Linked DNA regions of Homo sapiens: region 2 is linked to region 1. A link is a loop called in an ENCODE intact Hi-C map of the cell type or tissue named here. Cell type or tissue: MCF 10A. All regions are shown on one strand. Each heading gives the region's core, and the rest is flanking DNA. Links, peaks and the distances in the headings are about the cores only.

Region 1 (15,921 bases), core at 4,568-9,567:
TTTTAATTGGAGCATTTAGTCCATTTACATTTAAAGTTAATATTGTTATGTGTGAATTTGATCCTGTCATTATGATGTTAGCTGGTTATTTTGCTCGTTAGTTGATGCAGTTTCTTCCTAGTCTCGATGGTCTTTACATTTTGGCATGATTTTGCAGTGGCTGGTACCAGTTGTTCCTTTCCATGTTTAGCACTTCCTTCAGGAGCTCTTTTAGGGCAGGCCTGGTGGTGACAAACTCTCTCAGCATTTGCTTGTCTGTAAAGTATTTTATTTCTCCTTCACTTATGAAGCTTAGTTTGGCTGGATATGAAATTCTGGTTTGAAAATTCTTTTCTTTAAGAATGTTGAATATTGGCCCCCCACTCTCTTCTGGCTTGTAGAGTTTCTGCTGAGAGATCTGCTGTTAGTCTGATGGGCTTCCCTTTGAGGGTAACCCGACCTTTCTCTCTGGCTGCCCTTAACATTTTTTCCTTCATTTCAACTTTGGTGAATCTCACAAATGTGTGTCTTCGTGTTGCTCTTCTCAAGGAGTATCTTTGTGGCGTTCTCTGTATTTCCTGAATCTGAATGTTGGCCTGCCTTGCTAGATTGGGGAAGTTCTCCTGGATAACATCCTGCAGAGTGTTTTCCAACTTGGTTCCATTCTCCCCGTCACTTTCAGGTACACCAATCAGACGTAGATTTGGTCTTTTCACATAGTCCCATATTTCTTGGAGGCTTTGCTCGTTTCTTTCTATTCTTTTTTCTCTAAACTTCCCTTCTCACTTCATTTCATTCATTTCATCTTCCATCGCTGATACCCTTTCTTCCAGTTGATCTCATCGGCTCCTGAGGCTTCTGCATTCTTCACGTAGTTCTCAAGCCTTGGTTTTCAGGTCCATCAGCTCCTTTAAGCACTTCTCTGTATTGGTTATTCTAGTTATACATTCTTCTAAAATTTTGTCAAAATTTTCAACTTCTTTGCCTTTGGTTTGAATGTCCTCCCATAGCTCGGAGTAATTTGATCGTCTGAAGCCTTCTTCTCTCAGCTCGTCAAAGTCATTCTCCGTCCAGCTTTGTTCCGTTGCTGGTGAGGAACTGCGTTCCTTTGGAGGAGGAGAGGCGCTCTGCTTTTTAGAGTTTCCAGTTTTTCTGCTCTGTTTTTTCCCCATCTTTGTGGTTTTATCTACTTTTGGTCTTTGATGATGGTGATGTACAGATGGGGTTTTGGTGTGGATGTCCTTTCCATTTTTTAGTTTTCCTTCTAACAGACAGGACCTTCAGCTGCAGGTCTTTTGGAGTACCCGGCCGTGTGAGGTGTCAGTGTGCCCCTGCTGGGGGATGCCTCCCAGTTAGGCTACTCAGGGGTCAGGGGTCAGGGACCCACTTGAGGAGGCAGTCTGCCTGTTCTCAGATCTCCAGCTGCGTGCTGGGAGAACCACTGCTCTCTTCAAAGCTGTCAGATGGGGACATTTAAGTCTGCAGAGGTTACTGCTGTCTTTTTGTTTGTCTGTGCCCTGCCCCCAGAGGTGGAGCCTACAGAGGAAGGCAGGCTTCCTTTGAGCTGTGGTGGGCTCCACCCAGTTTGAGCTTCCAGGCTGCTTTGTTTACCTAAGCAAGCCTGGGCAATGGTGGGCGCCCCTCCCCCAGCCTGGCTGCTGCCTTGCAGTTTGATCTCAGACCCCTGTGCTAGCAATCAGTGAGACTGACTGGTGGGCCACGTGTGGGATATAATCTCCTGGTGTGCCGTTTTTTAAGCCCGTTGGAAAATCGCAGTATTCGGGTGGGAGTGACCCGATTTTCCAGGTGCCGTCTGTCACCACTTTCTTTGACTAAGAAAGGGAACTCCATGACCCCTTGCGCTTCCTGAATGAGGCAATGCCTCGCCCTGCTTCGGCTTGCGCATGGGGCGCGCACCCACTGACCTGTGCCCACTGTCTGGCACTCCCTAGTGAGATGAACCCGGTACCTCAGATGGAAATGCAGAAATCACCCGTCTTCTGCGTCGCTCACGCTGGGAGCTGTAGACCAGAGCTGTTCCTATTCGGCCATCTTGGCTCCTCCCCCTTCTACTTGCTGTTTTCTAGTCATCTTTAAAGCTCCTCTAACTCAGCACAAAGACAAAGAATTCCCTGGTGATTAGTGTGCACCCACATTTATGCATAATGGTCATTTGCTTTTGCCTCTGGGGCATCCTGAATTCATCTCTTCCCCCTTCCCTGTATCGCGGTTGATGTCCAATTCAGCTACTGCTGTCATTTCTCTTATCTATTGCTTTTTCTGCTTTTTGCTAAAGAAACAAACCCCTTCCTGAGCCCTTTTCAACTTTGGCACTCTTCTAGCTTGGTGCTTCAGAACTCCCGCCCATGCTGTTGTTGCTGTTTGTAACGTGTAAAATGTTCCTGTCAAGCTTTTCCCTGCCTCCCATGTAGGTTACATTACTCTCTTCCATGGTCTCCCTTGATGTCTAACACTACACGCTTATATTGTAACTGAGTGTCTCTTGTGCTCTTCCTCTCCTCCCACTATTCTGCAACAACTACCACCATGTGTCTCACTCTTACCCACTGTCAGTCCCATTGTTCTTTCTGCCCCAGCTACTATCAAGGCTTCCATTCTGGACTTCCATGCATTTCTCACACCTACAACTTCATATTCACCAAACCATGTGTTCCTCCATGCTCCTCTAGTGAGTACAGGACATTCTCATGCTCCTTTGATACACTGGCGTATTGACATGTTGATATAAATGAAAGGGTCTTGCTTTTAGATCCATATTAATACCAAATTAACAACATCTGTATTAAGCGTAATTGCTTCCCTATCTCACTTTATTCCCCCCCAAAATATGTACAAATACATAGAGAACCCTAATTGTATCTATTGCTCAGATTTTTGTCACTGTACACGTATATTTGCCATAAAGTTTTTGTGACAGAAACTGCCAACTATCCGCCAGTATCCAGTCTCTTTTTCCTCCTTTTGAAGTGGGAGAGTTCCCTGATACCTCTCGCAGGATGTGTGACAGGGTTGTGGCTCACCTGTTCGGTCACCTCACTGCTCAAATCCCTAGCCAGAGGGGGAGCATACAGATGGGCATGTGCAGGGCCCAGGGAGAGCGCTTTTGGGTCTGGCCCCACAGTAGTATCTAGAGGTGGGTACCTGCAACCCCAGTGCTACAAAGTTCTTTCAGCTTTGCCATTGCAGACAGCTTGAGTGTTAATCAGCTCAGTGGACCCTCTGCCTTTTTGCAAAGGCAGAGGGCCAGTGTGACAGCCTTCTTTATCCCGAGCTCTTGCCCAGTGTCCTGGAAGAATCAGGTCACACGCAAGCTTGAGGATAAATGCAAGATTTTATTGAGTGGTGGAGGTGGCAGTGAGATGGATGGGGAGCTGGAAGAAGGGGATGGAATGGGAAGGTGATCTTCCTCTGGAGTTGGGCCACCCAGCAGCTGGACTCCTTTCTGACTGCCCCCAGCCAAACTTCTCTTGGCATTCAGATGTTCCTCCTCTTCTCTTTTTCTCTGCCACGTTGTTCCACCATCCATCATCTGGTCTGCTGGCTTGCTGGTCTGTCCCTGGAGCCTGGGATTCATGGCTTATATGGGTGCAGGACAGGAGGCATGGCGGGCCAAAAGGCAACTTTTGGGGCATAAAAACAGGAATGCCTATTCTCATTTAGGGCCCCAGGATCCAGGCTTGAGGCTGGGGCCTTTGCATGGAGATCATCCTCTTCTATCCAGTATTTCACTGTGTCCTGTCCATATCATTTTTTAGTAATGGAACCCTCACTCTGAATTTTAGCAGAGCACATAGCCCAAGGTAGAGACTAAATTTCCCACCCTACCCCTACAGCAAGGTATGGGCCTGTAAATTCGTTCTAGCCAATGGGATATGAGCAAAAGTGATTTGTGCAATTTCAAAGTCACTTCTTTTTTAAAGCAAAGTGTTCCTCTTTGCCCACACATCCTGAAACAGCATGTTTGACCCATTGCTGGAAACCACAAAGGAAAGATGGACAGAGTCAACCCCTCAGCCTGGGTTTCCGGACTCAGCACGCACAGCTACCTTTCTACCCTGGACTACTCACCTACCTCTGGACTGTTGTGTGATAAATCACTTTTATCATATTTAAGCTATTTTGTCTTGGGATCTCTGGGTTCCAGTACTTTAGGTACTACCCCAACTAATATACTGATCTTACTAGACTCTTTGTCTAATGTCTTGCCTTCAAGTAGGTTGCTTCAATTCAATGCAACCAACATTTTGTGAAAGCCTTCCATATGCTGAGGCAGCGAGTAGTTCTCCAGGTATGGTTCTCAGACAAGCAGCATCAGAGTCTCCTGGGAACTCATCAGATACGCATATCCGCAGACTCCACCCCACACCTACTGAATGAGAAGCTCCAGGAATAGGGCTCTGTAATCAATTTTAATAAACCCTTCAGGTGATCTAGATGTACAGATGTTTGAGAATCACTGTGCTGGGGTGAAGTGGGTCAGGAGCAGGAGGTGGTTGAGGGCAGAGCTAAAAATGAATAAAAACCACCTTCTATCCTGAAGGAGTTTACATTGGAGAGAGAAGTACAGAGAAATAATGTTATGAAAACAAAATTATTGTCTTGACTTTCTGCTATTTCCTGCTTCCCTTTTTCTTCAGATTAATTCACAACAATTTAGCCTAGATTGTTTTAGTTTTTATATGTGATTATTTATAAACAGCCTAAAATTTTAGGCCATCTGGGTCTATGCAAATCCTAAAAGGGGAAATAATTTAAGTTACATTGGTAGATAGGGTGAACAGAGATTAGTTCACCAATATTAGAATCTTAGAATCGATGAGGATTTACTGAAACCAAGAATGGGGTGTTATTTTTCACAGTGGGTAGTAAAATTACAGTACTTATTACCCTGTAAAGGGTTATATGGCCTAGAAATAAAAACAGTTGAGCATGGATTAGATTTATGAGTGAGAAAGTCATAAAATTCCAATAAGCATGAGTTAGGAATGTTCAAATTATTTCTGAAAATGTCTGACATCAATATCGTAGAAGGAAACTACCACCTTTGCTGTCACCACCTCTTATTATAATCTTCAGTGTTCAGAACACTAGTCTAGACCAGACCAGACCAATGTGGTATTCGTTGTGGGCTGGCAAGTAGACTGTGTGAGAATAAAGACTCTTGTACCTAATGTGTTTTGTATAAAACCTGTGCACACTTCAGATTAGATAGATAATAAAGGTAGAGAAGATAAGGGAGACAATGGATGCAACTCATAAAAGAAAATAATTATGATTTGAGATTAAAGACAGTTTGCCATTATTCTTACTAACAAGAGACAACCGAGATAATTGAAATCTGAAGATAATCTAAAACCTAAATAAAATATTATTATTACTATACACAGCAAACTAATCTAATGTCTTTGGCATAGGAGCCAAATACTTTGGACAGTGCTAACATGATGAAGAAGAATTAGCAAATTCAAAATCTAGCCAAACTTGGGACTTCAGTGAATCTATAATAGTTTCTTTGGCATAATGAAGACATGGCAGTTAGCATTGCCCTACTTCCCCCAAATTATGTGACTCTTTAAAAAAAGGGTTGAATTTCCCCACCTGCTGTTAGAAACACAAAAGTCTTTCTGCATAGCTGCTAAAAATTATTTTAGCTTTGGCCCATACATTTTTTTAAATCTTGCAGTGTCTTTACTGTCAGTTTGGTAAGATACAGCCACTTTATCTCTTTTTCTCCCTTCTTTTTTCTTTTAAGAATTCTTCATCCATCTTCTTTCCAAAATTACTGTGAGTCAGGATTTCTATTCCAAATAATTTGGAATCAAAAGTATTCAACAGTCTGGAGGCAAATTAGGTTTTTATTGCATTTTTATTAAGAGCAAATTGAACTGTGTGGGCAGGCTAGAGAGGGGCTCCTCTGTAAGGCTTCAGCATGCCCCACTGTTGCACCCAGCAAGGACTCATGTTACAAGAATTACATCTGTGATCTGCTTTTATTGACTGGCCGGGCCCAACAGGCCCCTGGACATTGTCAGACAAGTTAACTCCTTCTTGAGCCTCAGGAACCTTCCACAGGAGGGCTTATATGGCTCCCACAGGTCTCTCTGTCTTTCTTCTTATAACTTACAAATATTTTCCTAATATGAAGTAGTGTTTGGTAAACTATAACGATATTTCATCTTCACAAACCCCTATAATACATAAGAATTACTGGCCGGGCGCGGTGGCTCACGCCTGTAATCCCAGCACTTTGGGAGGCCGAGACGGGCGGATCACGAGGTCAGGAGATCGAGACCATCCTGGCTAACACGGTGAAACCCCGTCTCTACTAAAAATACAAAAATTAGCCGGGCGTGGTGGCGCGCGCCTGTAGTCCCAGCTACACGGGAGGCTGAGGCAGGAGAATGGCGTGAACCCGGGAGGCGGAGCTTGCAGTGAGTCGAGATCGCGCCACTGCACTCCAGCCTGGGCGACAGAGCGAAACTCCGTCTCAAAAAAAAAAAAAAAAAAAAAAAAAAAAAAAGAATTACTGTCCCCATTTTAAAGACAAGTTTTCCCTGAGTACTTTGTTACCAACTTATATGTTTTTTTGCAGTTGAAATTTGTACCATAAATTACTATCCTTTTTAAAAACTCTTATGTGTTCCTATTTGTAAGTGTCTTGGAATACAAATTGTTGCAAAAAGATTGAGGGCTTTTATGTGTGTTTTTGTTTTTGCAAATTACTCCAATATGAATCACAACGCTGAGCACAGAGCAAATGCTAAATTAATGCTTACTGATGGAAAACAACCCTGATAAGAGAGAGGTTAGAGGTTGCAAATTCACATGGCTTCACGGAACAGGTAAGTATGTAAATCCATTAGATCATTTTACAAATATTTATTCAGTGCTTATTATATGCCATGCAATGTTCTAGTCACTGGGTGTACAGCAGTGAACAAAAAAGACAAAAATCCCTGCCCTCTTTGAATTGACATTGTAGTGGAGAGATACAGACCATAAACCAGCAAGGAAAGGCAGGTTGCCAGGTGATGAGTGCTATGTAGAAATAGAAAGAAAATGGAGAAGGAGCATTATGAACTGAATTGTGTTTTCCCCAAATTTACATGTTGAGATCCTAGTCCCCAGGATGTCAGAATGTGACTCTTTTGGAAGATGGGCCCCTTAAAGAGATGATTAAGTTAAAATGAGGCCATTAGGGCATATCCTAACCCAATTTGATTTATAAGCAGAGGGGATTAGGACACACAGGCGAACACCAGGAGAAAAGACCATGTGAGGACATGGCAAGAGGGTGGCCATCCACAAAGCCAAGAAAAGCGGCCTCAGAAGAAGTGAAACCTGCCAGACCTTAATCTCAGCATTCTAGCCTCCACGACTGTGAGAAAATAAATTTCTGTTTAAGCCACTAGTCTGTGGTATTTCGTTATGGCAGCCCTAGCAAACTAATACAGGGTGCTTGTTTTAATAGAGTTTCAAAGGATGGTTTCATTTAAGCAGAAGACTGAATGAAGTGAGAAAGAAAGCAATGTGATACGTGAGGGAAAACCAGTCCAGGCAGAGGGAACATCAAATGCAAAGGTCTTGAAGCAGAAGGATGCTTGACTTGTTTAAAGAGCAGCAAGGAGACCAATGTGGCTAGAGTCAGGTAAATGAGAGGGAAAGTGGTAGATGAGGTCAGAATGTTGATGGGGGTCAAGGCTTTACAGGCCATGGTAAGGATTTTGGCTTTTACTCTAGGGAAGTAGGACTGGGGAGCCATTGTAGGTTTAAGTTATAAAAGGTTCATGTTGGCTATTATGTTAAGAAATAGACTACAGGGGTCAGAGATGGATGTGGGAAGACCAATTAGGTGGCTATTTTGATTGACCATGCAAAAGGGAAGGCTTGGAGTAGAATAATGGAGATAGAAGTGGTAAGGCATGGTAAGATTTGGGATACCTTTTAAGGTAGAGCTGACAATATTTGCTGATAGATTGGTTGTGATATTTGAGAGAAAAAAAGAAGTCAATGATAATTTAAAGCTTTTTGACATGAGAAGTTAAAAGAATAGACTTTCCATTTACTGAGATGGGAAAGACTGTAGGAGCAACAGATATGGAAGGGTTAGGAGTTTGGTTTTGGGCATTTGGAGATGTTAATTGATCACTTGTCTACCTGAAAGTAGAAGTTGGCCAGGCATGGTGGCTCACATCTGTAATGCCAGCGCTTTGTGAAGCCAAGGAAGGAAAGTTTCTTGAACCCTGGAGTTTGAGACCAGCCTGAGCAACATAGTGAGACCCCCATCTCCACAAAAAATAAAATAAAAAAATAAAGTAGCCAGGCATGGTGGCACATGCCTGTAGGTCTAGCTACTCAGGCGGCCTAGGTGGGAGGATCAATTGAGCCTGGGAGGTTGAGGCTGCAGTGAGCCATGATTGTGCCTCTGCACTCCAGCCCGGGCAAGAGTGAGAGCCTGTCTTAAAATATAATAAGATAAATAAAAAATAAATAAAAGTAGAAGTCAGAGAGAGGTCCAGGCTAATTAATTAATGAATTTCAAAGTCATTAATATATAGATAGCATTTACAGTCAGGAGTCTTGATGAAATCTCTAAATGAGTGAGCATGGACAGGGAAAAGAGGATGTGCAAAGACTGATCCTGTTTAGAGGTAGAGAGAAATGAGAAACTATGCAGCAAAGAGCCTGAGAAAAGAAGCACAAGATGACAAAAGGAAAAGCAGGGTAGAGTTTTGATTGCCCTGAAAGCCAAGTAGAAAAGCTATCTTCAGGAAAAAGACTAGTCTATGTCAAGTACAGTGAGGACTGAAAAAGGATCACTGGATTTAGCAATGTGTGGGTCACTGTTGACCTTGATTAAAGCAGTTTGGGTGGATAGTGGGGTCAAAAGTCTACCTGAATATATTTAAAAAGGAATGGAAAGAGAAAAATTGGAGACAATGTTCTTGACAACCCTTTCAAGGACTATTGCTGAAAAAGGAAGCAGAAAAATGCAATAGTATGACAGTGATTTGGAATCAAAAGAGGGTTTTGTTACTGTCTTAGTCCATTTTTTGTTGCTATAACAGAATACCCAAGACAGGGTAATTAATAAATAAAATAGGTTTATGTAGCTCATAGTTCTAGAAGCTGGGAAGTTCATGATGGGGTAGCTGCATTTGGCAGCTTTTGGTGAGGGTCTCATTCATGTCATGTCAAAACATGGTGGAGAAATGGAAGAGGAAATGGGCTTGCGGAAAAAAGGACAAAGCAGTAGAGGTCACCTCACTTTATAACAACCCACTCTTCTCTCTCAGGAGCTAATCCATTCCTGCAAAAACTAATCCATTCCAAAAAAAAGAAAAGAAAAAAAAAACACTCTTGTCTTTCAAGAAAGACATTAATCTGCCTTAAATACTTAATCACGTCTTAAAGGCCCCAACTCCCAACACCATTACATTGGCAATTAAATTTCAACATGAGTTTAGGAGGGGAGAAACCACATCCAAACCATAGCAGTTACTTTTTAGAATGAGAAAAATAATTGCATATTTGGATGGGAGTGATCCAGTAGAGAGGGTGACTTTGATGATTGAGAAGTTAGAAAGGACAATTACTGGAGCAATGTCCTTGAGTAAGTATGAAGGAATGGGATCCAACCTGTTCACATGTAGACAGGATTTGGATGGGAGACCAGAGAAGAGAGAAGGAATATATAGACACAGAAGCAGATGGATTTTTACATGTGGTTAAAAAAAAAAAAAAAGCATGAAGAAGTTCTCTTGTTGCTTCAATTTTATCAGTGAAATAGGAATCAAGGTCCTCAGCAGAGGACTGGGATGAGGGAGGATGTGTTGGAAGTTTAAGGAGAGAGGAGTAGGAGGTGTGAAATAGTCATCTAGGGAAGAGGGAAATGTAGTAGAACTGCCAGGCAGCATTTAAGGGCTCTCTTGATGCTAAGGAACATGAATTTACAATGAGAGCAGTCAGCTCAGTTGATTGTTTTGTTCCAACCACATTCCATTGTGTGGGTGTAGGTGGAGACAGAATGTAGATAGAATTGGATTTAACCTAGAGCTGGGCTTCGCCAGGTGATTGAAACAACGGACAAAGAGGTAAACGACCTGAGTACATGTGCCAGATGCCAGGGTGTGAGTAAGGGTCATGGCATTCACCCAGGGCAAGGCGGGAAGTGAGGATGTGAGGAGTGTGGAGATGTTGAACGATGATAAAAATCAGTTGATTGAAGGTCCTGGTGGTGTCAACAAATTGAGGGAGTGAACTGGAAAGAGAGGCAATGTTGGTCAGAGCTTGAAATTAAGATTATGGGGGTTCAACTCTTGGTAATGACAAAGATCGAGATATGGCCCAAGGAATGACTGTTGATATAGAGTGGAAAACATAATCTCTGGAAGACAGAAGGTCAAGAGTCTACGGTATTATAAGATCATTTACTTCAACATGAAACCACAAAAACTATGCTGGGAGAAGCACTAGAGACAATGATAATGATCCAGGAATAAAATCTTCAAGAAATGAGGGAGAGTGGTCTTGGGAGTCTGTAGACTGATAGCATCATTTCCAAAACCTGGGGCAGCAGGGAAATTAGGGAGAAGAAAGGGATAACAACCTAGAAGTATCAATAAGGAGCAAAGAGGACAATTTCTCTACCTCCAGCTGCCAGTATTTTGTGTAGGCTGGAGCACAAGATTCCCCACAATTCCAGCACCAGCTAGGTAGCAGGCCTGAGCTGAGTCGTGAGTGCGGAGTTTTTCCGTGGTCAGCACTTTGGAAGATTATGTTGGGGGCATTCAGAAACCTGTGGTTGGCCATGTGGCTGTAATTTCTTAAACTACAAATGCTCTTTCATCATTTATGTCATCAGTAAACTTTCATAATTCCACTGTTTAGCCCTACTAGTCTGAATTCTAGTCAAACACATTCATTTTTGTTTTTTTTTGTTGTTGTTGTATTTGAGAGGGAAGATGAGTAAGGAAGGGACTTACAGCTAGTCTAATTCTTCTTGAAAACTTCCTTAGAATATCTCAGAAACTTCCAGATAGGGCTGCTGTCCTAGAACAAGCTCTCTCTCAAGTAAGGAAACCCGGAATATCTGGGGCTGCCCAGGTAGACACAATCCCTCTAGGAATCTGCTGTGATTTCCTTTGGCAGCTTTGTTCCCAAGGTCTGCAACCACTGGCCCACAGTTGCTTTAGGCCACCATTTTGCTTGCTGTGTGTTCCATCTCAGTAATACCACTAAAATGACACCATTTTTCTAGGCAAAGATACTATTCTGCTCTGGATACTCCCAGCTTTTAGAGTTAATTCCTCAGCATGAGCAGCTTTGATTTCCCAGAGCGCACCCACATTAGCCAGCAAGAAGAAAAGAGCATTGAAGTAAGTGATGATGCAGAATCCCTCAAGTCATTTCCAAAAGAGGCATTCCAGAAATGTTTTGAGCAATCATTTTTATAAGCTATAGAATCCCAGGGTAATTTCTTAGAGGAACAACTCTCATTTGTTATAAATTCCGGGGTTTTAAAAGATACATCAGCCCCATTACTCTCTACACAATTTCAATCCTTTAATTCTTTAAAATTTCTTACCTGATCAAAAGGAAGAGCCCTGCCTAGTTACAGTTGCTATTCACCATTATAGGTAGCGTGTATGGCTGAGATAGAAAATACTTCTGATTTTGTGGATTTTGGATCAAACCCAGCATTGTGTGCCTTCTAATTTAGTCAACATTCAATTCAGCTATAGGGGGTTTTTAACATGCTAAAGCAGAAATGTAGTAAATAATCAAAAGGTGAAATAGTCATTACTAAGAAGGCCAGCATTCCATATTATGCTTTACATCCTAGGTGCAAGGTGCTACTTAGATGGCAATTCAAGAACGCAGAAGTCATTCTAGTTGGAAAGCCATAACTTGATCTCCAGTGCCTATGTTTGTGATGGGGAAATTTTCAACGAAAAACACAAAAGAGGAGAAAATAGAATGCTCCTTGAAAACATATTCTATGTCTTATTACACAGTCTGGCACAGGCACATAAGCCTACATGATGCCTTGGCTCCTATGGGAAAATCCAATTGATTGGCATTCCTTTTCCAAAAAATATAACCTTCTGTGAAGATATATTAAGGTTGTCTCTTTCCTGATTCTCTCTGGCCAAGCAGAATACATTTATAGGAAAGGATGTCATGGATGTGCTTGGAATAAGGCCAAACTAGTGCCCCAGTGGATAGAACCTCTGTGATGATCTCATTAGTATCCACACGAACTGACTGCTAACCAGTCATCACAGCTTATGACAGTGCAGCTCAACTCATCCCCTTTTCTGTGCATTCATATCCTAATAAGGTAAGATCAGGAGGGAAAAGTGGTAGTTCTGGAGAGAATGTGGGCAGGAAGAGATATGACCCAATCAAAGGAGGAGTCTGAACAAAAATTTTCCTACCCCTGGACCACTATTACCCATCTACAGGGATACTTGGCACTATCCAAGGGGATACCTGCACATTAACTTCCACTTAACATGTTCCATCTTAAGCTGAATCTTCCCCTTCACCATACTCTAAGATGATTAATCAATGTACCCAGCAATATGCAAGATGTTGTATATAATGAAAGTATTAACATTGAGTCTCTGATCTCATGTTACAGTTCAGTGGGGGAGACAAAATTTAAACTGATTAAACATAGTGCCTCACGATTTAGCAGAAATGGTCTTGCTTTGTAGGACACACATTAGTGCAAGAAACTTGTCATTTTTTAACTAAATGGAGTTAAATTACCAATCCTGTTTGTGCTCCTTTGCTTTACATTTCTCAAACATTCAACCAACAATTATTTGTTGCATGCTGCCTGTTATAAGCAAGGCACTATACTGAACTCAAGAAAAACCATGATAAACATGTAATATTCCAAGGATATTAGTATTGATTAGTAACCCTCCCACACCAAATTCAGCGTGGCATTCTAAACAAATACTTTTTTAAAATATGATTTTAATCTTCTCTTTCCCCTTCTGGTGCGCATTTTCAATCCTAGTACAAAAGCACTGAAAGTATTTTGGTGGAGTGACATGCAAAAAAAACAAAAACAAAAACAAGTTTGTGGTGTAAAAGAATAAACGGTATTAGCACTCTCTTCTGCCCCTGGAAACATGAGGACTCTCTGACTGCTCTGGGGGTTCCCGTTCTTTTGGAAGCCCTCAGCTGGTCTTCAGCAGCAGTGATGACATTAAGGAAAATTGCATTCTGCTGCAGAATTCAGTCCCTTCATCTTTCTCCTTTCTCTAGAGCATGAAGCTAGGGGCCCATAAAGGATCCAATATCAAAAGGAAGAGGGTAATACCACTACATGGAGAAGAAAAAAATAATAATTACCAAATTTCCTGAATAGTAAACAGCTTTTAAAAAGAAGAAAAAGCTGAACCCTTTGATAGCTTGGCCCTTGGTCTGCCCGTGAATGCCTTAAGGATTATATCATCAGACTGACTCCAGCAGCCCGCGCTATTGTTTCAGAAAGAGGAAACTAGAAAGAAGGAAAAGAAGAAGAAAAGGGGATGGGTGGGAGCATGTCTGCCTTTTGGGGAGGAGAGCGTTTGATTTTTGGAAGTGCAGTTATCAAATGTAAGGCTAGAAAGACAAATTGAACAAATTCTCAGTGTCTGTGGGCAGGAGGTTTCTGGGGCCATTTTTTCCTTTTGGGGGGATTAACATAGCCTTTGGATTCAATAACTTTTCTATCACAGATGAAATTAGCTCCGAAGAGAAATAAGCGACCTGAGATTGCCCAGAAATGTTATTCCTGAAAACCATCACCTGGGGGCAGTCTTGGGACTGTTAATTTCCTCTACCTCACTGGTAGATAATTCACTACTTTTTTTCAACGATGTAGTGTTTCTTTATCTGTGGTTGAGGAGTGAGAAAAATGGGCAAGAGAAAAGGAGGCTTAGGCACTAGAACTTTCACTCTCCTCAACCAGCCAGGAAGCGACCCCATGTGAATGCGCAGGACGTTCTTGAAGTCGCAGAAGTTTTCCTTTGGAGCTCTGAAGCGGAGAGCCTCGAAAGCTGGAGGCGGAGGGGTGAGGCCGTACACACTAACTGGTCCACCGACCCTTAAGATCTCCGCGCCGGATGAGATCGAGAAGCCGGGATTCCCAGATCCCAGGAACTAAAGGAGACCTCACCTCCACCCCCACCCCGCACCACTGCACACACACGCCCGGGAGTTCCTGGCCCGCCGCGCCGGGCCAGCCCCTCTGTTCTGAGACCCTTGTCTCCCGCCCACTACCCCGCGGAGCCTTGTCAGCAAAGGAAGACAGGGCGTGGGCCCCGCTAGGGCCCATGTTTAATAGCTCACGAATTCCGGTCGAGGAAACGGAGGCTTCGGCGCTCAGGCCTCCCCTAGGTCTAGCTGCGGCCACAGTTATAAGCTCTGGTTCATAACCAAGAGCGCTTGGTGGTTCTCTCCCGGTGCGTTTCCCGGCCCGAATCTGGGCATCCCCGGGGACCTCACCTTGGGGTGAATCAGAGCTTACCCCCAGGCCACGGAAGCCGACCCAGGCGGCCTGCCTCCTCCTTGGGCCGGGCCGGGGCCGCCGGGCTGCTAGGCGCGTGGCAGCGAAGCTGGATACGGGCTCACTGTCCGCACCCTGCGCAGTCAGGGCCACCAGGCTACCTCAACCCTTCGTGGTGCTTCCCATTCCAAATTAGCATTGAGAGCCCGTGTGACCTTCGCGTGCCAGCGGATAGAATCTGCGAAAGGGAAGCAGACAGTGGCCTTTCCCGTTTCCTGGGCTGTGCGCGGGTGTGCTGGGCCCAAGCGCCCTCTGGGCGTCGGGGCTTCGCCTTGTCCCGTGTGCCTGCGCGGGGCCCGAGCAGCGGCCAGGGCCAGCAGTCAGGCGTGCGAGCCGGAGTACAGGCTCCCGAGAGCAGGGAGGCCGAACAAAGCCAGGTCCCGCTCCACAGAACAGCAGTGGAGGAACACTTCTCCTTCCTCCCCCACAGGGCCACCCCGTCAAAGAACAAGACACCCTCAAAAGTCGGGAAGGGACACTTCCTGAGGGACAAAACGTCAGGCAGAGAACTCAGAGTTCTTCGAAGGGCTTGGCCTCGGCGTTAACCACGACCCGGTCCCGGGAGCCTTGGGCCCAGTCCCCACGCCCAGTGGGCGCCGCACCAGCCGTGCGACAGGAGCCTGGATGCCCAGGAGGCGGCTCCAGGGAACTCACGCGCCGCCCGTTTCTCCGAAGGTTGTGCCTACGGGGCAGGCCTTCCTAGGAAAGAAGGGAAGGGCCGTCGATTTTCAGAATCTAAATATGTTGAATTCAAAACAGCATGGTTTTCCCCTTCTAGAAGACGGAAAAGAGGGTAATACCCGGGTTGGGGTAGACGGGGACACTCAGCCGCTCTTCATCTCCAAGCCCCTAGAAATAAGGCGAGGTTGCCTTTTTGCCACATCGCCGGCTGCCGAACCCACCCGCGAGTCCGGCTCACCTGGGGAGGTAACGCGGCCAGGTTACAGGGGACGATCCCCAGTTCAAAAACCTCGTCAAAGGTCCCCGCGCGTCCCGGAGCGCGTGAATTCACCGGCAGCGTCAGGTCCGAAGTGGCCCACGGACCGAGCGGCGCGTTTGGGCGCAGAGCGGGCTTTCTAGAGGACCTTGGCCAGGGATCTGCCCCGCGGCTCTCCCTCCCCGCAGCCCCACCTTGCTCCGAGCGGCGGCTGCCCGCCCGCCCCGACAAAGGCAGGCGCAGCAGCGGGTCTGCGTCTTAACATCGCAGAGTCGCTGGAGTGGCGCAAGACGCCCTCCTCTTCGTCAGGTGCGGACGGAGCTTCACACGGAGGCTCTACTCTCCTCCAAGACACGAAGAACGTGCAGAGCTGCGAGGTGTGTGTTGGCACCGCCCGCTTCCTGCGCTACAACGG
Region 2 (15,921 bases), core at 5,655-10,654, 260 kb before region 1:
TGGTGGCTTGGGCTGGGCATGGGCTCTACCTCTTCACTTGAGAAGTCTTTTTTATTTTATTTTTTGAGATGGAGTCTTGTGCTATAATCTGTAGAGCTACAGAGCACACTTCAGTGGGAAAAGAGGAAGAAGAAAGAGGAATAATGGTTAAGCACAAAGAGAGAGATTGATTCTAAAAACCAGAGTAAAATTGGGAACAGAGTGAGGGGTAAGATGTATTTAAGAAATTCTGCTGTATAAATCCTGGTATAACCTGACAATTTGGAGTTGTCACATATAATCAAGTCTCTATTGGCTCTGAGACCAGATAACTAACTTGCAGTAAAATATCCATCTTTCTTTAATATCATCCTTCAAATCTCAGTGTCCTTATCTGTAAAATAGGAATTTTAATATCTTTCATTCAGGGATATTAGGTGGATTAAATTGAATACTGCAGGTGAGCTGTTAAGCACTCTACAAGTACTCTTTGATGTGACCTGAAATATATCTTCAGAAACATTTTGTTTTTGTGAAGATCTACATTATGGATGGAAAATAAGTTTCAACTTGAATGTTAAGTTCAGTAGTTGGGAGTGGCAGTCTGAGCACAGTGCTGAAAAATCTTTGTTTCTTAAGTTTTCTTTGAGCATTCATTCATAGACTTATGCTATCTGTGAAGCTCTCAAATTAATAAACTTTTGTAATATTTGTAAAGCAACGCAGCTTTTATGGCTGTTTGTAAACATTTGCCCCATCCACCATGGGTGCCATAATGATATCATTGACCACATGAAAACCAGAAGAAAAATATGCTGAGATTCTCTCCCATCTACTGTAAACATAGAAGTATTCAAGCATGTTATTCAACAAGTGGAGCCCTTTCCAAAATTTCAGATCTGAAGATCTTAGCAAATTAAAATTATTAAAAAACCCAGCTTGCCAGCAGGAATATATTGAAAGTATCATCACGTTCAAATTAACCATACAATGCAAATTTAAAGCATATGAAGCCAATATAATCTGAAAAGTCTTTGAGGGACAACTCTTAGTACCATAGGAAAAAGCTCTGTGATCAATTAGCAATGTCTGTAATGGGTATGGGAGGGTTGAGTCACAATATAGATGTTAAGTGTTTCCTATCCAGAATTTAGATGACTAAATATCTAATGTGAAAACTCAAGCCTCTTTGGAGCTGAGGTTTTCATTTTATAGTTAGCATATCTATACCATTATTATATGTATATAATTTATAATTTCAGATTTTTTAAGAGGTCTAAGATTGTATTGATAATGACTATTGCAGATATCTTTCTATAGGGCTCCTGGAATGAGCATTTTGCCATGAACTGTGTATACTAATTTCTACTGAACTAATAATACTGAACTTTCAAATACTTGCCCTTTAGTGGTATTTTACTAATGACACCCATCATGATTTGATCATAGTTTAAGCATATATTTAATGACACTCTATCAATGGTAACATAATTCAAGTGCTATGTAGTTTGTGTAAAAGAAAACATGTTAGGCATAGATTTATTTTCTTTGAAATATTCCTGGTTAAGTACCTTCCCCTCCCTGTAACACTCCTGACCATAGTTTTCCTGCCTCTCTGGAGCAAGGCCCAATGAACAAAGGTGACGTGAGATTATTCCCATCTGAATGGCAAATGATGGTTACAGTGAACAGGCTTTTAGAAAAGGGAATTCCAAGTACTGAACTGAGAGCGCAAGAGGACTTCTTTGATTCACAAGGATTGGGTGAACTCTGCTACCTAACATAGCTTAGGTGTTAGGTGCCACTGTAGGTGGCAATAGGTCCAGAAAAGCACCCCATGGAGTGCTTAGGTGACAGTGCACATCTCTTTCATTGAAGCTCATGAAAACAGGATGATTTTACTGCTTTGCATTTCACATTTGGTACATTTAATGTTTTCGCCTTCTGCCCAAGCTATTTCATTATCATCATTATCAAGACTTTTGATAATCCTCCCCATTATCATGGGAAGTATTTATTATGCATCTATTTCTATTCTGCTAGGCTTACCACAATGTGGGCTGGAGCTCATGGCTTTCCATAGTATCTGGCCTCCACCACACAGCAACAAAGCCATTTAACAACTATTAGAAATTAATATAATTCAGTCACTGGCAGACTGAGAGAGATAAAAATTGGAGATAAAAAATGGGCCCTGTAATGCACAGGTGAGATAAAGTATGTGGTTAAAAAAAAGTAAGTGAATACCATGCCAAATCCTACCCATCCTATAAAGCCTACTCAAATGCATCCTTCTCTAAGAAGCTCACCCATAGAACTTGCTTTACAAAAGCACATTTTTTGGTACTTCTTGAATTCTGTGCCTTTTATGCACATCTTATTTTCTGCTCTCTGAACTCACTGAGGAACATGTCACATATCATGAACATGTTTCATGATACCTAGCACAATGCATGAAATATTCAACAAAGTTTGATGAATGAGAAAGCAAATCAACAAACTCTGTCAAAAAACGTGTTGAATGCCTAAGCACTATGCAAAGCATTGGGGGTATAATGATGAACAAGACAGCCAAGGCCCCTGCCTTCAGCAAGCTCACAATCTAATAGGGAAGGAAGCCCAAGAACTCAACAGGCAATTACTTTAACATGGTATGTACATTGATGTGATTGAATGATATAGAAAAGAGGAAAAGTCATACTTTCTAGCCTGCCAAGTATCTTATGATTCAATATTAAATTTCCCTTTCTCTATTTAGAGCACAAGCGGCAAATTCAAATGTTTTCATGAGCCAGGTAGGTAATATCAAGTAAGACAATAGTGGGGAGTGGGGACTTTAGTGACCTGGAGAGTTTATGCTCCACTTCTAGGATGGAGGAGCTACTCAGCTTCAGCCAATTGTATCATGGAAGCCTGAACGTTGATTCAGTGTTGCCAGATCTAATTTTCTTCTAGGAAGCAAGCAATTTGGATTTTTATGTGAAATCTTCTGATTTTTAAATGTTGGCAACCAATTTTCTATTTTGTGGCTTAGATGTGACCTGAGAACTACCATTGACTGCCTCCAATTCAGGGCTTCCATAGAGTGGTGCCCCTTATGAGGAGCCCACACGCCATGCCTCCCCTGTATGGGTCCCAGAGCCCAGGCTATCAACTCTCCACCTCTCAGCCCTCTCTCTTCTCCTCGTCTTCCTTTCACACCCTATTCCAGTAAGTGTGAAGGGCTCTCAAGCTAAATCAGTTAGGGAAGGGCTGACATCTACAGTTTGTGGGAAAATAGTTTAACCTTTATGAAAAGTCAGAGGTACAGGGCCCCTGGGAGTTGGGGATGTGAGTGGGATGGAAGAGCCTAGTGGGGAACTCTCCCAAGCTTCTTGCATTATGGGCAATGCTCTCCTTTAAAAAGCATTAACAAAGGTCAGATTAACAAGTCAACACTGAAACTGTATCCAAACAAGTCTCCCTAATTGTAGGGAGAAAGCAGAGAAGGGGCTAGTGGAAAAAGTCCAGAGGACAAGACTGACTCCAAAGCCTTTCCCTCTCCATCCACTGGCAGGCTTGGGGCATATTCGATAAGGTGAAGGGAAATTGCAAAATTAGAACTGGCAACTTATACAGAGAGGCCTAGTGCAAGGCCATGGGCCTGAGGCAGGCTCAGAAAGTTGAGGAATTGTGGGGGAAAGAGGATTTGGCAGCCTGACTTCCTGTGGCTGTATCCAAGGCTAATTAGCTTGCAGTGTTCTGTGTGTGCCTGAATGGAAATGATCCCAGTCTTGAGAGGCAGGGGGGTAAGGAAATCAAAAACACATGCAGAAAGAAAGAAGGGGAAGGGATTGGTGGGAGAGGAAGGCCAGGGGTTGTGGGGGGCCGGGGGGAACCTGTCCTTTGGCTACATTTTCTTTTTTCAGGAGAGGGCTCTCATCATTCTGTTTCATGACCAGTAAATCACCACCACAGCCCTGTCCATCACATCTCACATCTGCTGCAGAACTCGTTAAACATCAAAAGACAGGCCTATCAGTTCTGCTTAGTTAGAAGTCTGACTTACTAGAGGTCTAACCAAGGAGGAGTTTGCATGTTTTTAATAATAGCTTAAGGAACTTCGTAGCACCCCATAAATTACTTAATGCAACAAACTCTTCCTGTAGTCCAGCTGGCATTTGAAAGTTGCTGAACCAACCCAGACCTGCCCCTATGGCAATGACTTTTTGGTGGTCACATTCCAGGACACCACAGGGTGTTAGTTAATGCTTTAATTCATAATTCTGAGCCCGTTATTAAAAATGAGTTACGTTGCTGTGTATGTCCTCCCTGGAATGCATGACTCACAATTCCTTTGCCTTTGTCTTTCTGACTCACTGTCTAAAGAGGTAACCTGGCCAGGCTATTCCATATGTGTGCTGTGTTATCACGTTGCCGGGCACCTCAGAGCAAAAAGAAATGGTCTAGTAGAGAAATGGATCAATAACTAGGGGCAATAAAATCAGAACCTTGTCCCAAACTTGAAGGTACATGCTCGACAGATATATTAATATAAATCAGTAAATATTTACCGAGTGCTTACTCTGTGCTAGAAACGAGACATACAAAAACAAATTCTGACATTCTGACTCCTTTTAAAGAGTCCACAATATTGTGGACACATATGAACACTCTGAGGTTTAAAAAACAAACTAACACAAATGGAAGGATAATATTATTCCACCAGTAACCCTTTAGAAGTTCCTTGGGTGTTGGTGCATTTTGCTGTCGCTGTTTGAAGCTAACCTCCTAGGTCTCCAGCCCCTGTGAGGGACACAGTCTGAGTAAAACCCACAACATCTGCTCAAGAGAAGCTTCAAAGAAGCACAATGCTTGGAATCATATCTTCTCTAAGAAAATGTAGGGTCAAAAACTCAACCCAGACCTCCTGACTTCATTTTTTCTACCCATTTGACAAGGCCACAAAAGAAATCTTTAAGCACCTATCTAAGTAATATTTCCTCTACACAACAGTCTATATGGCATGAGGCTAATATTCAGACAAAAATCAAGGGAATACACATCATACTACTAATTTATTATTTATGGCATTCTTGCATTGTGCCAGGAATTGAGCCATGCTGATAAATATTATTAGAACATAATCCCTCATTTCATAGACCTTCCCTTCATGTCAAGAGACAAAGTCCACCACAGTAAGAGAAATGACCAAAGTGTGCAGAGGATTCTATGGTAGCAGGAGAAGGTACTCAACTCAGACATGAGTACTGGTACTAAGGTACTGAGGACAGAAGGCTTTCTTAGCAAAGATGGTGTGTTAAACTGAGTCTCAAAGAAGCAATTAGCCAGAGGTAGGAGATGGGACATTCTAGGAATTCTAGTATCAGTGGTGTAGCTGTTTGCAATGATCTGTCTCCCAAACCCTCAGATGGTCTCATTATCATTGTCTTCACTAGAAAATTAATGAACAATTGCTTTGTGCAGAAGCTGTAGAAACTGTACTAGGTATTATAGATTCAACAATGTTTTCTATCCTTCTGTGACACACAGCTTAGGAGTGATTAGACAGCATGGATGGATGGATAGATATAGAGACAGACAGATGATGGCAATACCCAACCTGTACTTTACTTTTGTGTGGCAGTACCAGTTCTAAGGAGCTTCACAGTGGGCTTCATTTACCCTCACTGTCCTGAGATGGAGGTAGGGAAGACATTGCTTAATCCATTTTGAAAAAGAATAGATTCCTAGGCTAACGAATAGTGCAGATGACCAGTGCACATGCCTGATTACTTGAAAGGAAGTCAAGGGAGGAAAAACATCAAGGGAGGAAAAACATGGGTAAAGGGGGTAGATGTTCTGAAGGGAAGCAGATGAACTGGCCAAGCTGAGATGGGAAGAGAAAGCCATTGCTCTGAGCACCTGGAGCAGGTGCAGGTTCTCAGTTTTGGCAGCAAACTCACCTCTGGCTGAAGCAGCACCTCCATGAAGACCTAGAGGCTAGGCTGAAGGTGCTGTGGACATACCATTAACAGGAAGGCTGAAAAACACATAAAGTAGGAGTGACCTAGGAGAGTCTTCCCTGAGTTGGCCCTTTACAATATGTTTGACCACTTGAGCACCAGCTCTGTGGGGGTCAGCATGGTCTGGGGCTGGGATTATCACTATGATGACTCTTCTTCCACCCCTTCTCTCCATCTCTAAATGCTGCATCCCCCTGGGCTTAAGTCTAGATTCTGTTTAAGTGCCTCTTCCTTAATTTCACAACTAGGTTTAGAGGCTCAACTGAACTACCATTTGTCACAAGGTATTGGAACTCAGAGTGTCTCTGTCTCTCCTACTAGTCTGTGGGCCTTCGAGGGTAAGGATCATGTTCCTATAGTGTCAGCACTTACTACAGAGACTAGCAAATAGTAAGTATGCAATGAAATTTGTTGAATAACTAAATAAATGAATGGGTTTATGTACATAAGAATATCACCAGATCCCCCAGACCATGACATCTGTGGTTTCTATATAAAGAATCCAGTTCCTAGGGCATACGGGATTTTTTTTTTTTTTTTAATCTAGAAGCGCTTCTACTCAGAAACAGTCTTATTTCCAAACACTATTTATGATGGTCTTAATTTTCTTCTTTTTTTTTTTTTTTTAGAAAGAGTGTCTTACTCTGTTACCTAGGCAGCTGGAGTGCAGTGATCACAGCTCACGGCAGCCTTGAACTCCAGGGCTCAAGCAATCCTACTGCCTCAGCTTCCCAAGTAGCTGCAACTACAGGCACATGCCACCATACTCAGCTAAGTTTTTTTTTTTTTAATTTTTTGTAGAAATGGGGTCTCATTTTGTTGCCCAGGCTGGTCTTGAATGCCTGGCCTCAAGCCATCCTCCTGCCTCTGCTTCCCAAACTGTAGGATTACAGGTATGAGCCACCGCATCTAGCCTGTGATTGTCTTTTTGTTGTGTCAACTTGGATAGACTACAGTCTCTGGTTACAGAATCAAATACAAATCTAGGTGTTATTGTGAATGGAATTTTTAAATGTAATTTAAGACTATAATTAGTAGACTTTAACAAAGGGAGCGTATCCTAGATAATCCAGGTGAGCCCAATTTAATCAGCTGAAAGGCCTTAATAGCAGAGCTGAGGCTTCCCTGAAGAGGAAGAAATTCCACCTGCAGATGGCAGCTTCCACCTGTGCCTGACAGTTCCAGTCTGCCCTCCTGAGTGCCTGCCCTACAGACTTCAGACTTGCCTAGCCATCCCCCACAATCACATAAGCCAATTCTTTGTAATAAATCTCTTAATATTTATGTCCTATTCATTCTACTTCTCTAATTGGATCCTGACTGATACACTATAAATTCAAAGTGTCTTAGAGAGGCTGAGCTTGCAGTTTCCCAGTGTACTTTCAGTAAATAACAGAATGTCAAACTTTCAGAGCTTTAAATCAGACATACTCTTATTCCTGCTGATACATTCTACCAAGCATCTTTTCCTAACATGGACCAGTTAAATGTCTTATTTTTCTTTTTTTTTCTCCAAGAAATAGCGTCACTTGCCAAAGATGTTTTAAGTTCATTAATTTAACCCTTCTCCCCAGCCATTTCTGCAGGTGTGGTAGAGAATAGACCTCCTTAGAAGTTATGGTTAGTGTCAGACTGGGCTGCCTTGCCACCTTGAAGTAGCGTAGATTTGAGAGTATAGATTGTCTTTCAGATTACAGAACTAGTCCCTGACTTACTCCAGAAGTTAAGTAGCAGAGCTTTTACCATGCTTAGTTCCAAATTCTAGAACAACCCCCAGCCTTCTCCAAAGTTAAAAACAGTCTAATTGACAGTGGTTGATTTTGGCTGGCTGGGTGATGATGAAAGAAAGGAGAGCACTTGCATAGTTTATGGTGAAGATAAAGCACATATCAGGCATTGTAATTATCTAGCCGCACACTATAAACTTTTCCATTTCATTCATTTCCGTATCTCTTGCTCTTTATTGTCAGTTGCAGAGGCACAACACTTTTCTCAGGATTCATGATCAACTCTGCCCTTTGGAATTGTTCCTACTGTCTAAAAATTAATTCCACATGCATGTACAAACTTACATTTTATTTTCTCACTGCCTTCTGATTTTAAAAATGGTTCTACTTTCATTTTGTCATAATTATGCTCCTTTTTTAAGTAACACTTTTAATATTATTGCTACTTTTGCACTTCTCAGATATGTGGAGTCAAAAATGTTTCTAGAACATTTCAAAATCATGCACAAATGCAGCAAATTACCAAGTATTAAGGAGTAAGTGGTTGGCAGAGACCTAAATGGCAGGGCATTGGACAATAGCGCCATCTGTTGGTTGTGGATAGAGCTGGCTTCTCTCTATTCGGTCTTTATTCTTAGGTATAAAGGGTAATTTCCTGTGATAGTTCCTAGGAGGAGGAGCTTCTGTCATGATTTCACACACCCTTGACGTACTTTCTTTCTGTGAATGTTAGAAGCCTTTAATAGTAAGGGTCACTTTGGTCCCAAGTGGTCAGGCTGGGCCTTTGGAAGGCCAGGTGAGCCCACACAGGGAGTTCTGCGTGAGCCCCTCATTGCTCCTATACCAGTGCCACAGCTGTTTTCCAGTGAGAGCCATTACCTAGATTACAGGTTCTATACTCTGGCTGCACCTCAGAACCTCTGGGTTGTGGCATAGGCTTTGTGATTTTTTCAAAGTTTGCCAGTTGATTCCAATGTATAGCTAGGGCTGAAAAACACCTAAAGGAAGAGAAAGACATGGAAGAATTAACATTCTACACATTTGTTAAGATCTCCATTTTCCTCATGCCAGCATCCACTCTTTTCAGCCAAAGCACTGTTTACCAAATGTATCCCAAGGAGATATTAGAAACAAACAGGTTTCATGATTTTTCCAAGATCAGCCGATACTTCTGTGGCAGGTCCAGGTCTGGAACCTGGCACCCAGAGACCTAAGCCACAAGAGCTGTGAGCTGAAAGCCATCAAGTGTCCCAGTTTATAATTGTGTCCTCATCTGTAAATGGATGGCTTTAGACCTGAGTTTCCTTTTCCTGGAAAGATAAAGCCACCAGAGGTGAACTTCATTCTTCTTTTAGAGAAAGGAGGAAACAGGACGACTTTTGCAGCCTAATGTGACAAGGCAGCTTTCTACCATCTCAAGAGAGACCATAGCTCTTGGCTACGGTTGCCTGCAAGCCCAAGAATGGGACACAGGAAGCTGAATGAAAAATCCTCCTATCTTAGAAGCTTCCCAGGAATTTCATTAGGGCTGTTTATCATGAAAAGTTGTTTAAGATTTAGGGATACCTCAATATGTGTTCTAACGTGGAAAACAGACCTTTCTTTACTCAGTGGAAGAAAATATTGAATTGACAAATGTATTTACAAGACATTTCTGTGCCAACAGGTCACTCTCTACATTTCCTGATATATCATCTCCTGACACATTCTTTCAGAATTTTATGACTATTAGGATCTAAGATTGGATGGAACTAGGATTGGATCCAGTTCAGCAGTTCCTTAGACCAGGAAAATAGCCCCAGCTGTCAAGTAGCTCTAAGCAAATGACTTTAATCTTCCTAAACTTGAGTCTGTATCAGCAATAAATGGAGTTATTGTTATAATCAAATAACAGAGAGCACAAGAAAGGTTTGTAAACTATAATGTGCCATATAAAGCTCAAGCAATATGATGAGGACTGTTTTTCACTCTCCAAAGGGAATCTTTCCTCCAACCAAGTCCCCTCTTTGTCAATCACAGTGAGTGGAATATGCTTGGCCCCACCCTCTCCAAGACTGTCCCTGTGTCCCCATCTTACCCTCTCATCCTGTCCAAATCCTGCCATTATTCCACACCCAAATCAATTTTACCAAGTTCAAGAAAACACTTTCTGACCAATATAGTTCAGTGATTTCTCCCTTCTCTAAATTTCTGTAGCATTTTACAATTGATGCCAAAGAATGTATAAATTCAGATGATTTGCCTTGCCTCCTGTTCTTTCATCTATGTCCTTTCTGTCTCCATAACCTTTTTTAATACACCTTTTATAGAATCAAAACACACATACAGAAAATATGCATGTAGCACAAAATAACCCATGCAAGCACCACCCAGATCACTCACCTACAGAACCCTGTCAGCATCTGAGAAGCCCTTCTTGGGCACCTTTCCAACCACTGTCTCCACTCTCCTTCCAAAAGATGCCCACTCTGCTGACTGCTAATACCATACATTAGTTTCACCTGCTTTTGAGTTTTCTATAAAGTGTGTATTATTTGATGTCTAGCTTCTTTTGCTCAACTTTACACTTGTGATAATCATCCATGTTGTTGTACGTGGCAGCAGTGTCTTCATTTTAATTAATTTGCCATTTCATGGATATATCACAGTTTATCTCTCCATTCTATTGTCTGAGGACATTTGAATTGTTTTTAATTTGGCTATTTTAAATAATGCTGTTATGGACATTCTTATGTTTGGCTTTTAGTAAACACTTGTATGCATTTCTTCTGGGCATATATCTAGGAATAGAACTAGTGGGTCATAGGGTGGGCATATGTTCAACTTCAGTATATACTAACAGTTTCTCAACGTGGTGATTGCACCAATTTACACTCCCAATAGTAACGTATGTGTGTTCCATTACTCTATAGCTTCACAAATACCTGGTATTTTCAGTCTTTTAAATGTTAGCCACGTTGTTGATATACCATATATTTCACTGTAATTTTAATTTGCTTTTTCCTGATAGCTAATGAGGTTGAGCACTTTAAAAAAATGCTTATTGGCAATGTGGATATTCTGTTTTGTGAAGAAAATAGCATCCAATTTTTACTAGGTTTTCTGACTTTTTAAATTGTGAAAAATTTATATGAAATGTCATTTTATATATAATATTTTTATACATACATTTTCTTCCATTCTATAACTTTCTTTTCCTTCTCATAATGGTGTCTTTTATAAACAGAAAATGCCAATATTTTAATTTTTTTTAGGAATGTTATTTCTTATTTAAGAAATCCTTGCCTGCTCCAGGCATACAAAATATCATTCTATGTTATTTTTTAGAAACTTTACTATTTTACATATCATTTTTTGATCTAAAATCACCTGGAAATGATTTTTTTTCTTTTTCTTTTATTTTTTTTAAGAGACGGAATCTCACCCTGTCGCCCAGGCTGGAGTGCATGGAGTGCAGTGACACAATTTTGACTCACTGCAACCTCTGCCTCCTGGGTTCAAGCAGTTCTCCTGCCTCAGTCTCCCAAGTAGCTGGGAATACAGGTGCACACTGCCATGCCTGGCTAGTTTTTTTTTGTATTTTTTAGTAGAGACGGGGTTTCACCATCTTGCCCAGGCTGGTCTTGAACTCCTGAGCTCAGGTGATCTGCCCACCTTGGCCTCCCAAAGTGCTAGGATTACAGGGGCGAGCCACTGCGCCTGGCCCTGGAATTGGTTCTTTACATAACGTATGGACAGGAGTCAAGATTGTTTTTTCTCATATGGATATCCAATTGACCATTAATTAAAATAGTGTCTTTTTCCCACTGCTCTGCATGGACCAATGGTGTCCATATACGTGTGGGTCTGATTCTAGACTTTCTATTGTGTTCCATTGGTCTATTTGTCTATTTTTGTGCCTCTATTTGCATTGTATTAATTATTTGATAATAATTATTGTATATAATAGGATAAGTGTTCAAACTCTAATCTTCTTAAAGATTCTCTTACCTATTGCTATCATTGTACATTTCTATATGTAATTCCACACAAATTTATCTACTTTTAAAAAGAACATCTGTTGGAATTTTAATTGAGATTGCATTGAATGTATAGATCAATTTGAGGAGACTTAATATTTTTGCACTATTGAGTCTTCCAATCTATGGATCTCCATTTTAGCTCTTCTTTAATTTCTCTAATATTGTTTTATAGTTTTCTGTGTAAGGTAATACATATTTTTCATTATATTTATGCCTAGATATTTGATGTTCTTTTATTCCACTGTATTTTCTTTAAATTTCATTTTCTACTTGTTCGTTGCTACTATACCCTTACTTGATTTTTATTAATTGTCCTTGAATCCAGTGAGTTTACTAAATTGACTTATTAACTTTGGAAGTTTATCTATAAATTCCTTTGGATTTTCTAGGTACAAAATTGTGTTCTGTGTAAATAATACATTTTACTTCTTTCTTCCCAATCCTTATATGCTTTATTTCTTTTCTTTTCCTTATTGTACCATTACAATTTTAACCTCTAGTATCATGTTAATTAGAAGTAATGAAACCAGAGATTCTTGTCTTATTTTTAATTTTGGGAGGAAAATTATATTTCACCATTTAGTATAATATTTATAGTAGATTTTTGGTAGATGCCTTTTATCTTTTCAGCTCCAGAATTTCTATTTGGCACTTTTTAATAACTTCTATTTCTTTGCTGAAATTCCACATCTCTTCATTAATTATAATCATGTTTTTAAAAAAATCTTTGAAAACATTTATATAGCTGCTTTAAAGTCTTTGTTAACCCCAGAATCTGGGTCATGTCAGAGTATGTTTCTATTGACTGCTATTTCTTTTGATTGTATTTTCTTGTCACTGTGTGTGTGTGTAATACTCTTTTATAGTATGCCAGACATTTTGGAGGGAACATTGTAGTGATTGGATACTGTTATCACCCTCTGAAAAATGTTGATTATTTTTTCTCTCAGGCAATTAACTTGGGTGGACTCAAACCCCAAACTCCCTCCCATATGAGAGGAAGTAGCTGAAATCTCTAGTAAGTTCTTTCAGACTTTCACCTGTTGCTTTTCACTGGGCTCCTCAGAGTCTTCCTCATACATACATAGTTTAGGGATCATCCAGATGTTTGGGCAGAGTTTATGTGCACATTTTGGGGTTCTCTCTTAGGCTCCCGCCTTCCTGACACCTCACTCTCTGTTCTGTTAACCCTAACTCCATTTAATGATTCCTTGAACTGCTAAGAATAATGTTCTCTTCTTGAATTCTTGTAGCCCTATATTGTACAGACTGCAGAGTGCCTTCAGACAAAAGGCATATCAAGGCAAATCTCCATAAAAAATGCTATATTGAAGGGATGAATTCCTCTCCAATTTCTGTCTGCTTTTGGCCACTATCCAGTGCCTTCAAGTATTTTTTTATTTCCCTCAAGAATAATTGTTTTCTACAGAAAGGTTTATCTAATACAAGCTACTACAAAATTAATGGAAGTGGAATGTAGTGAAAGGCTTTGAATTATGGATTACACTTCTTTATTAGGTATAAGACTATTCAGATGTCTTATATTTTTCCCCAGCTTTAGTAAATTGTGTTGTTTGAGAAATTTGACTCATCTAAAAGTTCAAATTTTTTGGCATAAAGCTGTTTATAATATCTCACATTATATACTTTTGTAGATTAAGTATTTTGAATTTATATAAAACTGAGGAAGAAACTAGAGAAAATTGCAGGGCATGGTCCAAATTTAAATCCAACAATACTCTTAAAAATATTCTGTATGACATATATATATACTATTTAAATAGTACCTGTGTGACATTTTCTTATATTTTCTTATATTATTCATTTGATTTCAACTTTATAAAACTTAAATGACAAGAATTTTTTAAATTAAAATAGTTTTCAAAATATAAAATGTTTACATACTTAAGAATTTCTATTTTTTCCAAATATTATCATCTATAAGTTAAAATATATTTGAATTACCTCTCTTCATAAGTTATATATCCTAAAAATTGCCTCAGCCTTTTGCTTATTTTTTTTTTTTTTACTAATAAAATATGCTTTTGAAAGTGGCACTCTAATTCAATTATAAATGAACTAGCGTATACTGCCTAAAAAGTAGCCTTCTTATGACATCTAGATTCAGGTTCTGTAGCCAAAAGAAAAAATTTCAAAAAGATGTTGATTTAAAATCAAATAAAAAATTTAAAAGGCTAGTTCTGTGAATTTTAATTCTTAATGTGATCCATGGTAACCTCATCTGGGAAGTAAATTTCACTTGATACTCAACAAGAGAAAGTTTTTGTATGCTTCTCATGTATCCTTTGTTCATTTTCCTTGTCACAGCCTATAATTCAGTTATCACAATGCATCCTTAATTCATTATTTGAAATTTATACTTACTTTTCTACACTTAATATAACCCCATGTTTTCTCTTCCATTCAACAAATATCAATTTCACCATTTCTGTTTTCCATCAAAGGGTGAGGTAAAAATAGGAAAAGTGAGGTTAGATCTGTGTCTTCTTCATTCTAATGAAAAAAACTACTTTACTTTGACATTCTTTTCTTTGTTTTAAAGTCAGGTTTGTTGAGAAACAGTTTGTGTACAGCAAAATCTACCCTTTGTAAATGCAATGAATTTTGAAAAACATACACAGTTCAGTGTCCACCGCCACCATCAAGATAAAGAACATGTATCTTAACCCAAAAATTTCCTCATGCACTTTTGTTGTCAAATTCTTTCCTAAATTCCCAGCCCACAAACAACCACTTAGTTTTTTCTGCCCCATGTTTGCCTTTTCCAGAATGTCTTATAAATGTAATTGTGCAGTATGTAGCTTATTGAGTCTGTTTTTTTTCCATTTATTATAGTGCATTTGAGATTTATTCATGTTGTTGCCAATAGTTTGATTCTATTTTATTGGTGAGTAATATTCCATTGTATGGATGTACCACCACATTTTGTTAATACAATTACTACTTGACGGACACTTGAAATATTTCCAGTTTGTAGTAATATGAATAAGGCCACTATAAACATCTGTGGATGTGTCTTTGTGTGAACATATATTTTCACTTATCAGGCATATATCCAGGAGTGGAATTGCTGAGTCATATAGTAATTGCATTTTAATTTTATAAAAAACAGCCAAACTGTTTTTCAAAGTGGCTGTGCTATTCACATTCCCATCAGCAATGTATGAGAGTTCCAGTTGCTCTTCATTCTTCTCAGCAGCTTTTCTAACAGCTGGTGTCTTGTTTTAATCTGCAATTCTCTATCATTAGTGTTGCTGGACACCATTTCATGTGCATTTTTGCTGTCTGTGTATTGTCTTTGATGAGGCATTTGTTCAAATGCTTTGCCCAGTTTTTAAATTGGATTGTTGTTTTCTCCTTTCGAAAAACAAAAGAAAAAGAAAAAGAAATTGGATTGTTGTTTTCTTATTATTGAGTTGTGAGGGTTCTTCATGTATTCTGGGTATCAGTCCTTTTCCAGATATGTGTTTTAAAAATATTTTCCCCAAACTTATGTCTATATTTGAATGACATTTTCCTAAAACTGTTATTTAAATATGGGTGGCTTTTAAATTTTAATAAAGTCTCATTTATCTATTTTTTTTCATTTATGGAATGTGCCTTTTGTATTCTACCTAATAAATCTCACCTAGCCCAGAGTCACAAAGATTTTCTCCTATATTTTCTTCCAGAATTTTTACACTTGAGTTTTACATTTAGGCCTCTAATCAATTTTCAGTTAATTTTTGCATATAGTTTAATGCATGGGTCAAGATACATTTTTTGCATATAAATGTCCAACTGTTCCAGTATTATTTGATGAAAAGACTATCCTTTCAGCATTGAATTGCCTATGGTGGATTACCTATGTCTGGATTCTCTATGTGTGGATTCTGTACTGATCTTTATCTCTTTCTCAACTCTTGTGTGTGTGTGTGTGTGTGGCAGAGTCTCACTCTGTAGCCCAGGCTGGAGTGCAGTGATGTGATCTAGGCTCACTGCAACCTTTGTCTCCCAGGCTCAAGCGATTCTCCTGCCTCACCCTCCCGAGTAACTGGGATTACAGGCATGCACCACCATGCTGGGCTAATTTTTGTATTTTTAGTAGAGACAGGGTTTCACTATGTTGGCCAGGCTGGTCTCGAACTCCTGACCACAAGTGGTCCGCCCGCCTCAGCCTCCCAAAGT

The links. Hi-C counts contacts between places; a loop is a spot of excess contacts. Peaks named below come from ENCODE experiments on the same cell type or tissue, not always from the same donor. Only the 100,000 strongest peaks of a DNase experiment are listed, where the experiment ranks them.
Region 2: it touches region 1 in a loop (3-fold over the local background); 6 of 110 quality-filtered maps call a loop at or near these places.

What each region holds. Positions count from the first base shown.
Region 1 is chr1:119,006,757-119,022,677 of GRCh38, reverse strand. No RefSeq gene overlaps it. Among named protein-coding and RNA genes, the nearest start is that of TBX15, 26 kb to the right of the region's middle. RefSeq lists a cis regulatory region at 5,505 and an enhancer at 5,421-5,590. In MCF 10A, for the core only: no CTCF peak of the experiment used is centred there; no DNase peak of the experiment used is centred there.
Region 2 is chr1:119,267,976-119,283,896 of GRCh38, reverse strand. WARS2-AS1 (WARS2 antisense RNA 1) reads right to left here. Exons shown (of 7, transcript NR_125975.1): 7 at 7,924-8,709. Among named protein-coding and RNA genes, the nearest start is that of LINC01780, 52 kb to the left of the region's middle. In MCF 10A, for the core only: CTCF peaks have their summits at 7,128 (motif pointing right) and 8,295 (motif pointing left); a DNase peak (open chromatin) is centred at 8,286.